Linked DNA regions of Homo sapiens: region 2 is linked to region 1. A link is an interaction called in ENCODE POLR2A ChIA-PET data of the cell type or tissue named here. Cell type or tissue: IMR-90. All regions are shown on one strand. Each heading gives the region's core, and the rest is flanking DNA. Links, peaks and the distances in the headings are about the cores only. Region 1 overlaps CDC5L (cell division cycle 5 like). Region 2 has its middle 15 kb from the start of RUNX2-AS1.

Region 1 (5,383 bases), core at 334-5,333:
AAAGCTAACAACTTTGAAGTTTTAAAATCTCTGATGGTTTGAGTATAAGAAATGACTCCATTGGATGAGGTGAGGTAATTCCAAGATACAGGGTACTGATAATACTAAACGTACCTTGATGACTAATTAAGCAGTTTCTGAGTATAGGTATTATGCTGTAAAACCAAACTGGAAATGGACTATCCATGGAGCATAGTGTATAGCTGAGTTATCAATGAAAATGTTAATTCGTATGATTAATTTTTAAAAAGCATTATATGTATTAATTTGAAATTCTTTGCTGTTAAGGTTTTGGAATGTGTGTTTGAATCCAAATGTGATTGGAGTATGTAATAATGGGTATTCTTAGAACATGCTGAATTGTTTTACTTTTTTGGAGACAGGGTCTTTCTCTGTTGACCAGGCTGGAGTGCAGTGGCGCGATCATGGCTCACTGCTGCCTCCAACCTCTCAGGCTTGGGTGATTCCCGCCTCAGTCTCCCAAGTAGCTGGAACCACAGGCATGTGCCACTATGTCTGGCTAATTTTTGTATTTTTTGAGAGACAGTGTTTCACTCTATTGTCCAGGTTGGTCTCGAACTCCTGGGCTCAAGCGATCCACCTGCCTTGGCCTCCCAAAGTGCTAGGATTACAGGTGTGAACCACTGTTGCCTGGCTGAACATGTTAAATTATAGAAGAAGGAACTTGAATGTAACTTGATGGATTTAGTTGTTCATATCTTATTGGAAATGAGGACTTTTTGGTAGATATAGTTGAGAAAACAACTGATACCTAGCTTGTGTAATGACTCTGGCTGAAACAGAGTTTGACATCCTAATTGCCTGTTAGAATCATTTGGGAGTTTTTAAGGACACAAAGATCTGAGACCATTTAAATCAGAGTCTCTGGAGTTAGGGCACTGGTGCTGGTAGATTTTAAAAACTCCACTGGCAATTCTGAAGTTTAGCTGTGGTTGAAAACCACTGGCGTAAAAAGACATACTCCAGAAATATTTGAAGTGGAAGAGAGTGAGTACAAATTATTGTCTTCTTTCCTTGATGGTGTTGTAAAATTTATGTGGTGGAAGTTTTGTCTTTTTTTTTTTTTTTTTTTTTTAAACTCTAACTCCATCCCACTACTGCCTTTCTAGAACTTAGAAAGTACTGCTTTTGATTTCTGGGGAAAAGTATTTTTGCATTTTGTATCCAGAAGAATTGAAGATGAGGAATTTTTTTTTCTCCTGTGGAGGTAATGTTTCTACTCCTTGTATACCTTATTTTTATAATATCCTTACTGAGATATAAATTACATACCATAAAGTTAAGACAATTTAAAGTGTATAGTTCAGTGGCTTTTAGTAAATTGACATAGTTGTGCAACCATTATTGGAACATTTACATCACCTCAGAAAGAGATTCTGTATCAGCAGTTACTCCTCATTCCCCCCAACCTGCTCACCCCTAGGAAACCATTAATCTACTTTTTGTATCAATAGATTTGCCTATTTTGGATATTTCACATAAGTGGAATCATGTAATATGTGGTCTTTTGTGATGGGCTTCTTTTACTTAACATAATGTTTTCAAAGTTCATCCATGTAGTAGTATATATTAGTATTTGTTTTTATGGCTGAGTACCATTCCATTGTGTGGATAATACCACATTTTATTTATCCATTTATCAGTTGATGGATATTTGGGTTGCTTCTACTTTTACCTATTATGAATAATGTTGCTATGAACATTCGTGTACAGGTTTTCGTGTGGACATGTTTTCATTTCTCTTGGGAAATACTGGGAGTGGAATTACTTAGATACTTCCTTCACCTCATTTGAACTTCAGGGTTAGAAAATCTTCCCATAGAGTTGGGAAGCACCGCGAGTCCATGTTCTAACGCTATTTTTACACTGTAGGACAGAGGTCCAGTGTGTGTTGTTTGGTCTTGTGGTCCACAAGGGGCAAACTCCTCACTTAAAAGAAGGACCAGCTGTTTTTCCTTGCTGTGTTTCCAGGAAAGGGTCCACATAGACTTATATTGAAGTTGGAATTTTAATGAAGCTTTTAAAGCCTCATCCTTTTACTCCCTTAGTTGTTAGGGAAAAGAGCAAAATGTTTGAACTCTTAGTATCTGGAAAATAATAATGGTAATCAGACCTGACATTTGTTGACTGCTTATTCTGTGCCAGGCACTGGACAGCTGAGGCTTTTTATGTCTATGATCTTATTTAAGCTTCATAACAACTTGTAGCAATGACTGCCATTTTACTGATGGAGAAATGGAGACACATAGGTTAAATAACTTGCATCAGCTCAAAACAGCTGGGCAGCAATGCTGGGTTGTAAGAGTGACTCACTCTTACCCCGCTGTACTGTACTGCCTGCCTTCAACCAGTATATCCTAACTCCCTTAGGAGACATATAATCATTGCCATGGAACTTGGTTTGATTTATCAGAGGTTCATTTATAAAGGAAATTAACAGTTTTCATGAATTTATTGTTCAAGTAAATTGCAGAGGAATAAAAGCTTAACTTTTATAAAAATCTGAAGAAATGAATGGTTTTAAAGGAGCTTCTTCATTTAAATTAATTTTAGATCCATCTCATGTTTGTAAGGCACATAACATGCAGTGTTACTCGCCTGCCTCCACCTCCCATGGGCTTGACTTAGACTTTTTTTTTTTTTTTTTGAGATGGAATCTTGCTCTGTTGCTCAGGCTGGAGTGCAGTCGCCTGATCTTGGCTCATTGCAACCTCCGCCTCCTGGGTGTAAGTGATTCTCCTGTCTCAGCCTCCCGAGTAGCTGGGACTACAGGTATGCACCACCATGCCTGGCTAAATTTTGTATTTTTAGTAGAGATGGGGGTTTTGTCATGTTGGCCAGGCTGGTCTCGAACTCCTGACCTCAGGTGATCTGCCCACCGTGGCCTTCCAAAGTGCTGGGATTACAGTTGTGAGCCACTGCACCTGGCCATATTTTTAAAAGTTCTATTTTAATTGACAAATAATAATTGCATATGTTTATGGAGTAAGATGTGATTTTTTCCATACACATATGTGAAGTGATTAAATCAGCTAATTAACATATTAATCCCCTCAAATACATACCACTTCTTTGTGGAGAGAATATTTAAAATCCTTTTTTTTTTTTTTTTTGCTATGGAGTCTTGCTGTGTTGTCCAGGCTGGAGTGCAGTGGTGTGATCTAGGTTCACTGCAACCTCTGCCTCCTGGGTTCAAGCGATTCTCCCACCTCAGCCTCTGGAGTAGCTGGGACTACAGGCGTGTGCCACCTTGCCTAGCTAATTTTTGTATTTTTAATAGAGATGGCGTTTCACCATCTTGGCAAGGCTGGTCGTGAACTCCTAACCTCAAGTGATCCATCCACCTCAGCCTCCCAAAGTGTTGGGATTACAGGTGTGAGCCACCATGCCCAGCCTAAAAATCCCTTCTTTTAGCTATTTTGAAATAAACATGATTCTGTGATTACCATGCTATGTAATAGATCACCAGAACCTATTCTTCCGTCTAACTGAAACTTTGTACCTTTGACCAACATCTCCCCTTTCCCTATCTACCCTTTACCCCAGTATCCTCTGGTAGCCACCATTGTACTCTCTACTTCTATGAGATTAACATTTCTAGATTCCATATACAAGTTAACATCATATGATATTTGGCTTTCTGTGCCTGGCTTATCATAGTTAGCAGAATGTCCTCTGTGTCCATCTGTTGTTGCAAATAACAGGATTTCCTGTTTTTTAAAGACTGAATAGTATTCCGTTTTATGTGTATACCATATTTTAAAAATCCGTGTCTTGGCTGTTGTGGATAATGCTGTAAAGAACGTGGAAGTGCAGACATCTCTTTGACATACTGATTTCAATTCCTTTGGATATGTATAGCCAGAAGTGGAATGGCTGGATTGAATGATAATTCTGTTTTCAGTTTTTTGAGGAACCTCCATACTGTTTTCCATAATGGCTGTACTAATTTACAATACCACCAACAGTGAACAGGGGTTCTCTTTTCTCCACATCCCTTGCCAACACATACTGTTTTTCATTTTTTTAAATAACCAGTCTAACAGGTGTAAGGTAATACCTTATTGTGGTTTTGATTTGCATTTCTCTGATGATTAGAGATGTTAAGCATTTTTTTCATGTACCTGTTGACCACTTGTATGTCGTCTTTTGAGAAATGTCTATTCAGGTCCTTTCCCCATTTTAAAAATAGGGTTACTTGTTTTTTATTGAGTAGTTTGAATTTTTTTGTTTGTTTGTATATTTTGGATATTAACCCCTTATCCAGGCCGGGAGTGGTGGCTCACACCTGTAATCCCAGCACTTTGTAAGGTCTTGTTCTTTTTTTTTTTTTTTTTTTTTTTGAGACAGAGCCTCCTTCTGTCGCCAGGCTGGAGTGCAGTGGTGCGATCTGTGCTCACTGCAACCTCTACCTCCTGGGTTCAAGCTATTCTGCTGCCTCAGCCTCCCGAGTAGCTGGGACTACAGGCGCCCGCTACCATGCCCGGCTAATTTTTATATTTTTAGTAGAGACGGGATTTCACTGTGTTGGCCAGAATGGTATTGATCTCTTGATCTCATGATAGACCCACCTCAGCCTCCCAAAGTGCTGGGATTACAGGCATGAGCCGCCATGCCTGGCCTACTCTATGCCTTTTGATTGGGGAATGTAATCCATTTACAGAGTAATTATTGATAGGTGAGGACTTAACCAGTGCCAATTGTTTTCTGTTTATAGATCCTTTGTTCTATTCCTCCTCTCTTGCTTGTGTGTGTGTGTATGTTGTGTGTGTGTGTGTGTGTGTGTGTGTGTGTGTGTCTTAATGGCTTTCTGTAGTGGTATGCTTTGGATTTTATCTTTTTATCTCTTGTCTGTCTGTTACAGACTTTTGCTTTGTGGTTAACTTGAGGCTTACATAAAACAGCTTATATAACGGTATTTTAAGTTGATAACAACTTAATTTTAATTGCATACACAAACTATACACTTTTACACCCCTTTCTCCCATATTTTGTATTTCTGATGTTATACTTAAAATTTTTATATAATATTTATTCCCTTAACAAATTGTTGCACTTCAGTTGTTAATAGTTTTGCCTTTTAACCTTTATACTAGAGATATAATTGATTTACTCACTGCCATTAGAGTATTAGAATGTTTGGATATGACAATGTATATACCATGCCCTGGCCTGGATAAGGGGTTAATATCCAAAATATACAAAAAAAGTTTTATACTTTAATAAATTTTCATGTTATTAATTAGTGTTCTCTTCCTTCAGCTTGAAGAACTCCTTTTAGCATTTCCTGTAATGCAGGTCTAGTGGTGATAAAGTTAGCTATTGATTGAAAAAGTCTTTATCATCCATTTGGTTTTGAAAT
Region 2 (5,383 bases), core at 184-5,183, 1.1 Mb after region 1:
ATAGAGAGAATTTAGACAGTTTTGATTTCTGTTTATAGCCAGTTTCATTTTCCATTTCTCATTTCCTAAAGCAAACACTCAAATATTTGTAAGGTACTTGGCATCTATATTTAGTCACACAAGACTTTCATTCCCACCACATATATGGGTGGTTTGGTATTCTAAAAGTGGGTGATTTTCATACAGTCAAAGAGGGAAAATCTACTCTTCCATTTTCTCCACCCTGTTGTAGCAGCCATGAAGCCAACTCTCCCTGAAGGGGTTGAGCAGTGTATTGAAAGGGGGACATCAGAAAGTGGCAAAAAGTTCTGGGTTCCAGATCCTTAACCCCTACTAACTAGATGCATGACCTTGAACAAGCCACTTAACCTCTCTTGACCTTCTCTTTAACTTGGGACAATAATATATTGCCAGCCAGATGGTCTGCTGAAGGACCATGGAGCTCTTACCTATAGATTTGGAATGGCTTTTGGAATGGAGAAATTATGGGGAGTTTTAAAAGACTAGAGTCTGTCTAACATTAAGAAAGAGAATGGGGTCCATTGTTTACTGCAGAACTGGCAAAATGGTCATTTTGTAGAGGATGGGGAAATGGAATCCCAGAGAGGTCAAATCACTTTTGAAGGATCACCCCATAGACAGATGATTGGAAGTCAAGGGTCAGGACATCTATTTCAAGCAGTTTCTATACTCACTCACCGTAAGAGATATTTCCTTCCTTCATAATAGTAGCACCTTCTGCATTATATTTTCATTAACTACTTTTTTAATGTCCTAGTTTTCATGAACCTATTTTCATTTGTTATAAATTTAGGCAAACTGATTTATTAAAACTTTCTTATATAAATTAATTTCCAACATGCTGATCCCATACCATGCTCCAGCTAACCTTATTAATTAAAGACCTGTTATATGTTACTTTATTTAAAACATAGATGAAGTTAGCATACCAGGCCTGACTTAGAGGATGAGAAATCCAGTCTAGGAGCATCAGTGCCATTTCTTCCTGGAGAAAGCTGATATATCTGTTGGCAACATGCTTCAAGTTGATTTCCGTTTAGTGGACAAGAGGGATTTTCTCACCCAGACCCTTGCCATCAATGCTAAGGGTAGTGGCTTGGAAAGGTCTTTCTATTTGCTGTTTCAAGCTTTGGCCTCTAGAGATGGGGCCATAGTCTTGACTTCATTAACATGATGTCCTAGCCACCTAAACAAATCAAAGCATAACAGCTATTCTTGAAAAAGGGCTTGTCATCTCAATTGTACCTTTTATCTGCTTGCTATCTAAGTTACCTATAACCAATATCCCTTTGTATTAGTCCATTTTCACACTGCTGACAAAGACATACCCAAGACTGGGCAATCTACAAAAGAAAGAGGTCTAATTGGACTCACAGTTCCACGTGGCTGGGGAGGCCTCACAATCATGGTGGAAGGCAAGGAGGAGCAAATCATATCTTACATGGTTGGTGGCAGGCAAAGAGAGAGCTTGTGCAGGGGAACTCCTCTTTTTAAAACCATCAGATCTCATGAGACTTATTCACTATCATGAGAACAGCATGGGAAAGATTTTCCCCTATGATTCAATTACCTTCCACCGGATCCCTCCCACAACACGTGGGAATTCAAAATGAGATTTGGGTGGAGACACAGCCAAACCATATCACCCTTCAATTTAAAAAGTAGAAGGGGAAAACCATTCTGATGGGGTGATGATAGAGCACACAGGTATTAAGTATAGTGTTATAAGACTTATAACATAGTTCATCTGACCCCTGTTTAATGATAGACACAGCCATTATTGTGCCAAGTGATTCTCAGACATAAGTGTCAAGTCATTTACAGGGCAGAGGAAGGTGGAAAGCTAAGAGGAGGAGGAATTTGTGGCTTCACCCCATCCCTTGCTTGAGAAAATAATTGTCATTGCTTTGCTTCAGTCCCCAACTCTAGTCTGATCTTAAGGGAGGGGTTACATTTGTATTCATTCAAAAATATTGATTAAACACTTACTAGAAATGATGGAAATGAAAATGAATGAGATATATCTCCACCCTCATGAAGCTCACCATCTGCTCAGAGAGACAGAAGTATAAACTTCACAGCCAGGTGCGGTGGCTCACGCCTGTAATCCCAGCACTTTGGGAAGCTGAGGCGGGTGGATCACCTGAGGTCAGGAGTTCGAGGCCAGCCTGGCCAACGTGGTGAAACCCTGTCTCTACTAAAAATACAAAAATTAGCCAGATGTGGTGGTGCACGCCTGTAGTCCCAGCTACTCAGGAGGCTGAGGCAGGAGAATCACTTGAATGTGGAAGGCAGAGGTTGCAGTGAGCCAAATTGTGCCACTGCACTCCAGCCTGGGTGACAGAGTGAGACTCCTTCTCAAAAAAAAAAAAAAAAAAAAAAGAAAAGAAAAAAGAAATATAAACTTGTACAGTGCAGCAGGTGCCATATGAACCAAGGGCAGAGGGGGCCCCAAGGAGGCAGCAAGTCCTGGGAAAGGCAGGAAGATGACATCTGGGCTGGATCTGGAAGCCTGAGTAATTCCTTGCCACTCAGGGTCTGAAGCTGAGCTAGTGTCAGTTCCTGCAGTGCAGCACCTGGGAGTGGACACGTACTGCCAGCATGGAGCTCCCATGTGTAGCTCTTCAGAAAGAAAGAGAAAGAGAGAAAGAAAGAGAAAGAAAGAAAGAAAGAAAGAAAGAAAGAAAGAAAGAAAGAAAGAAAGAAAGAAAAGAAAGAGAAAGAAAGAAGGAAGGAAGGAAGGAAGAAAGAAAGAAAAAGAAAGAAAGAAGAAAGAAAGAGAGAATCACCCCAGGCTCTGCAGCATTCTTTAGCATGCCAGACTACACGTCCACGGATAGGATGAGCAAGGGGGTGGAGTGGTGGGGTAGGGTGGGCAGTATCAGAATTTCTGTGGGATAGGAGTCATACTTGGGAAAACCATAGTCAATAGTAGAATTTAATAATTAAAAACCTAGAGAAGCACCTATGTTGTTAAAACAGATAACATGAAAAAATGTGAGATTTTAATGTTTAACAAAAGAGAGCATAGATATAAAAATGTTGAGAGGACAGCATAAAATGTCAAATTTTCAGTACAGAACAGGGATGTATTTTATCTGATTGCTCACCCTGTACCTACTACCAAGTGAACTAGAGTCTTGATAGAGCAGTGAGGGATAATTTTGGCACAAAGGACCCTTCAGCCTTCAATAGGAAAGGTTGTCAAGCATAAATGGTTGGGGTAAGACCACTCTGCATGGTCACACATTCAAAGAGCTTGACAAGAGCTATGCTTGTGACTGATCCTATGGAACATTTTAAAGCAGGATCTTGGTGTCTTCTCTACCCACACCTCCACAGCTCTCCTTTGGAGGCTCACCATGCCCCTAGAGGACTTCACATGGACTCCCCTCTCTCTAAGCCCACATCAGCTAACCCTTTCCCGTGGACCTCCCCTTTCATAAAATGAACCTGTCCTGACTCTCATCCTGGAGGGGTGAATTTGCATTTCCAGGGAAGTTTTCTGGAACTATGAAAACCTTACCTTCAAAGCCCCATAGCCTCGTGGAAAGGCAGGAACCTTCCTAGGGATGCTTTTTTGGCATCCTCACTTCCCATCCTGGAGCCGCTGCCTCCTTGCGGGCTACTCTTCCCCGCCCAGTTGAGAGCCATTCTTCTCTCTCGCGCCCAAGCATCCAGCCCAGATCCCTTGAAGTAAGAGAGGATCTGAGCCCATAGCCACTGTGGGTTAGGGTGAAAATGAGAGAGAGTTCTGATTCTATCAGAGGCCCATTTTGGGAGCTTGCATTGATTTCTGTCTCTGTGAGAGTTATTTTATTGATTCATGGAATCTTTATTAGAGTTATTAGAACAAATAAAACACACTCATGCACACACATGTTAATTCATCTATACCCCTCCCAAACCACTGGCTGGCGAAATGAGTTATATTTCCAGCCCTGACATCTTGCCCGTTTGTCATTCTCCTTCCTGGCCACATCAAGTTCCATCGGGTTTGAGTTTATTGGCTACACAGTGAAGTTTATGTTGTCACAGAAATTAGCCTTGATGGACAGGGATATGGCCAGGAAATCAGGAGAGCTCGGCAGCTTCATGGTGTTGGCATAGCTGAGATGTTAGGGTGCCTGGAGCCCTCTCCAAGAAAAATCAAAGCTGGCTCTTTGCAGCAGCAAATGAGTGCAACAAGACACTCCTGAGGGACGAGAGCCTGGACGTGATTGTGAGCCGTCCAGTTCTCATTCTACTCATCCACCCTCCCCCCTTCCTCCCCAACCCTTCTGGTGCCCCCCACTGCCAAAAATCCTTCCCCGTGCAATGGAGGCAGGTCTGGGAGGCCTGAGGTCAAGCTGCTCTCTTCTACAGTTCGTGGTTAGCTTTCGTAGCTTCTTGGCTGCTTGACAACGTTGGATAATAATTCAATATTTCTTACTGAAATACTTGACCTTATTGTTAGTTTTTGTGACAAGGGGAATTTAAAGGAGCTGCAAAAATGCAAGCAAGTGTGGCTGAGAAAGGCCAGGGTATGCCACTGAATAGTGAACAGTTTCTTTTTCTGACATCTATAAAATTTAGGTGAAAACAGGTCAACATTGATCTTGGCAAATGGGAAAGCCAGTTCTATTGTTAGCAAACGAGCTTCAGAAATAAATGTAAGTCTGGTTCAATCAAAACCACGTTTGGTTTTAGAGACTAGTGATGTACTTTCTATAAAAAAAAAAGTGTATTTATATAGACACACGAAGTAAAAATATTCTTTGGCCAAAAGGATCATTTTCTAAGTATCAAATCAACTTGTTAAAGTACCAGATGGGACCCCTTTCATTTTCTTTTAAAATTTGTAGGGTGCCTGCTCCCGGAATCTTCTTTTCTCTTTATTTTGTATCGGCAAGGGCTTTTGAAGATTATAATCATGTATTAAGAAAAATCCTGCGTCGCCTAATGTTGGGACTTATTGCAGACTGTGAACTCATGTTTGAGAGAGAAATGAAGTTATAGGATTCAAATATATAGCTCTCCAGATTTGGCCTGAGTCTTAGAATCATTTTTATGGGCTGCTCTCAAGAGTTTCATATGATATGTTTGAGCTCACAGAGGAGGAACATAAGAGAAGTTCAGTCACTTGCCAAATCCAGATTGTGGAGGGTCAGTTAATTTTAGCCTACTGGCAGCTTGCTGATCTTATTTTCTCTCTGTCCTGTCCTGGGATCATCTGGAGTCCTTGTCCTGCTATAGGAATTAGAACAATCATAGGGGTCAGAACTCTTTCTTCTCCCACAACCTCCCATTAACAGATGAGGAGACGAAGCTCCAGAGTTAAATGTGTGTTGGTTTATAGGATTCTAGAAGGATTGACTCTTTA

The links. Peaks named below come from ENCODE experiments on the same cell type or tissue, not always from the same donor. Only the 100,000 strongest peaks of a DNase experiment are listed, where the experiment ranks them.
Region 2: POLR2A ChIA-PET joins it to region 1 with 8 read pairs; 2 of 35 experiments call an interaction of 5 or more read pairs at or near these places.

Annotation. Positions count from the first base shown.
Region 1 is chr6:44,437,592-44,442,974 of GRCh38, forward strand. All of the region lies in intron 14 of CDC5L (cell division cycle 5 like), which reads left to right. Among named protein-coding and RNA genes, the nearest start is that of MIR4642, 4.6 kb to the left of the region's middle. In IMR-90, for the core only: no CTCF peak of the experiment used is centred there; a DNase peak (open chromatin) is centred at 2,310.
Region 2 is chr6:45,558,924-45,564,306 of GRCh38, forward strand. No RefSeq gene overlaps it. Among named protein-coding and RNA genes, the nearest start is that of RUNX2-AS1, 15 kb to the right of the region's middle. In IMR-90, for the core only: no CTCF peak of the experiment used is centred there; no DNase peak of the experiment used is centred there.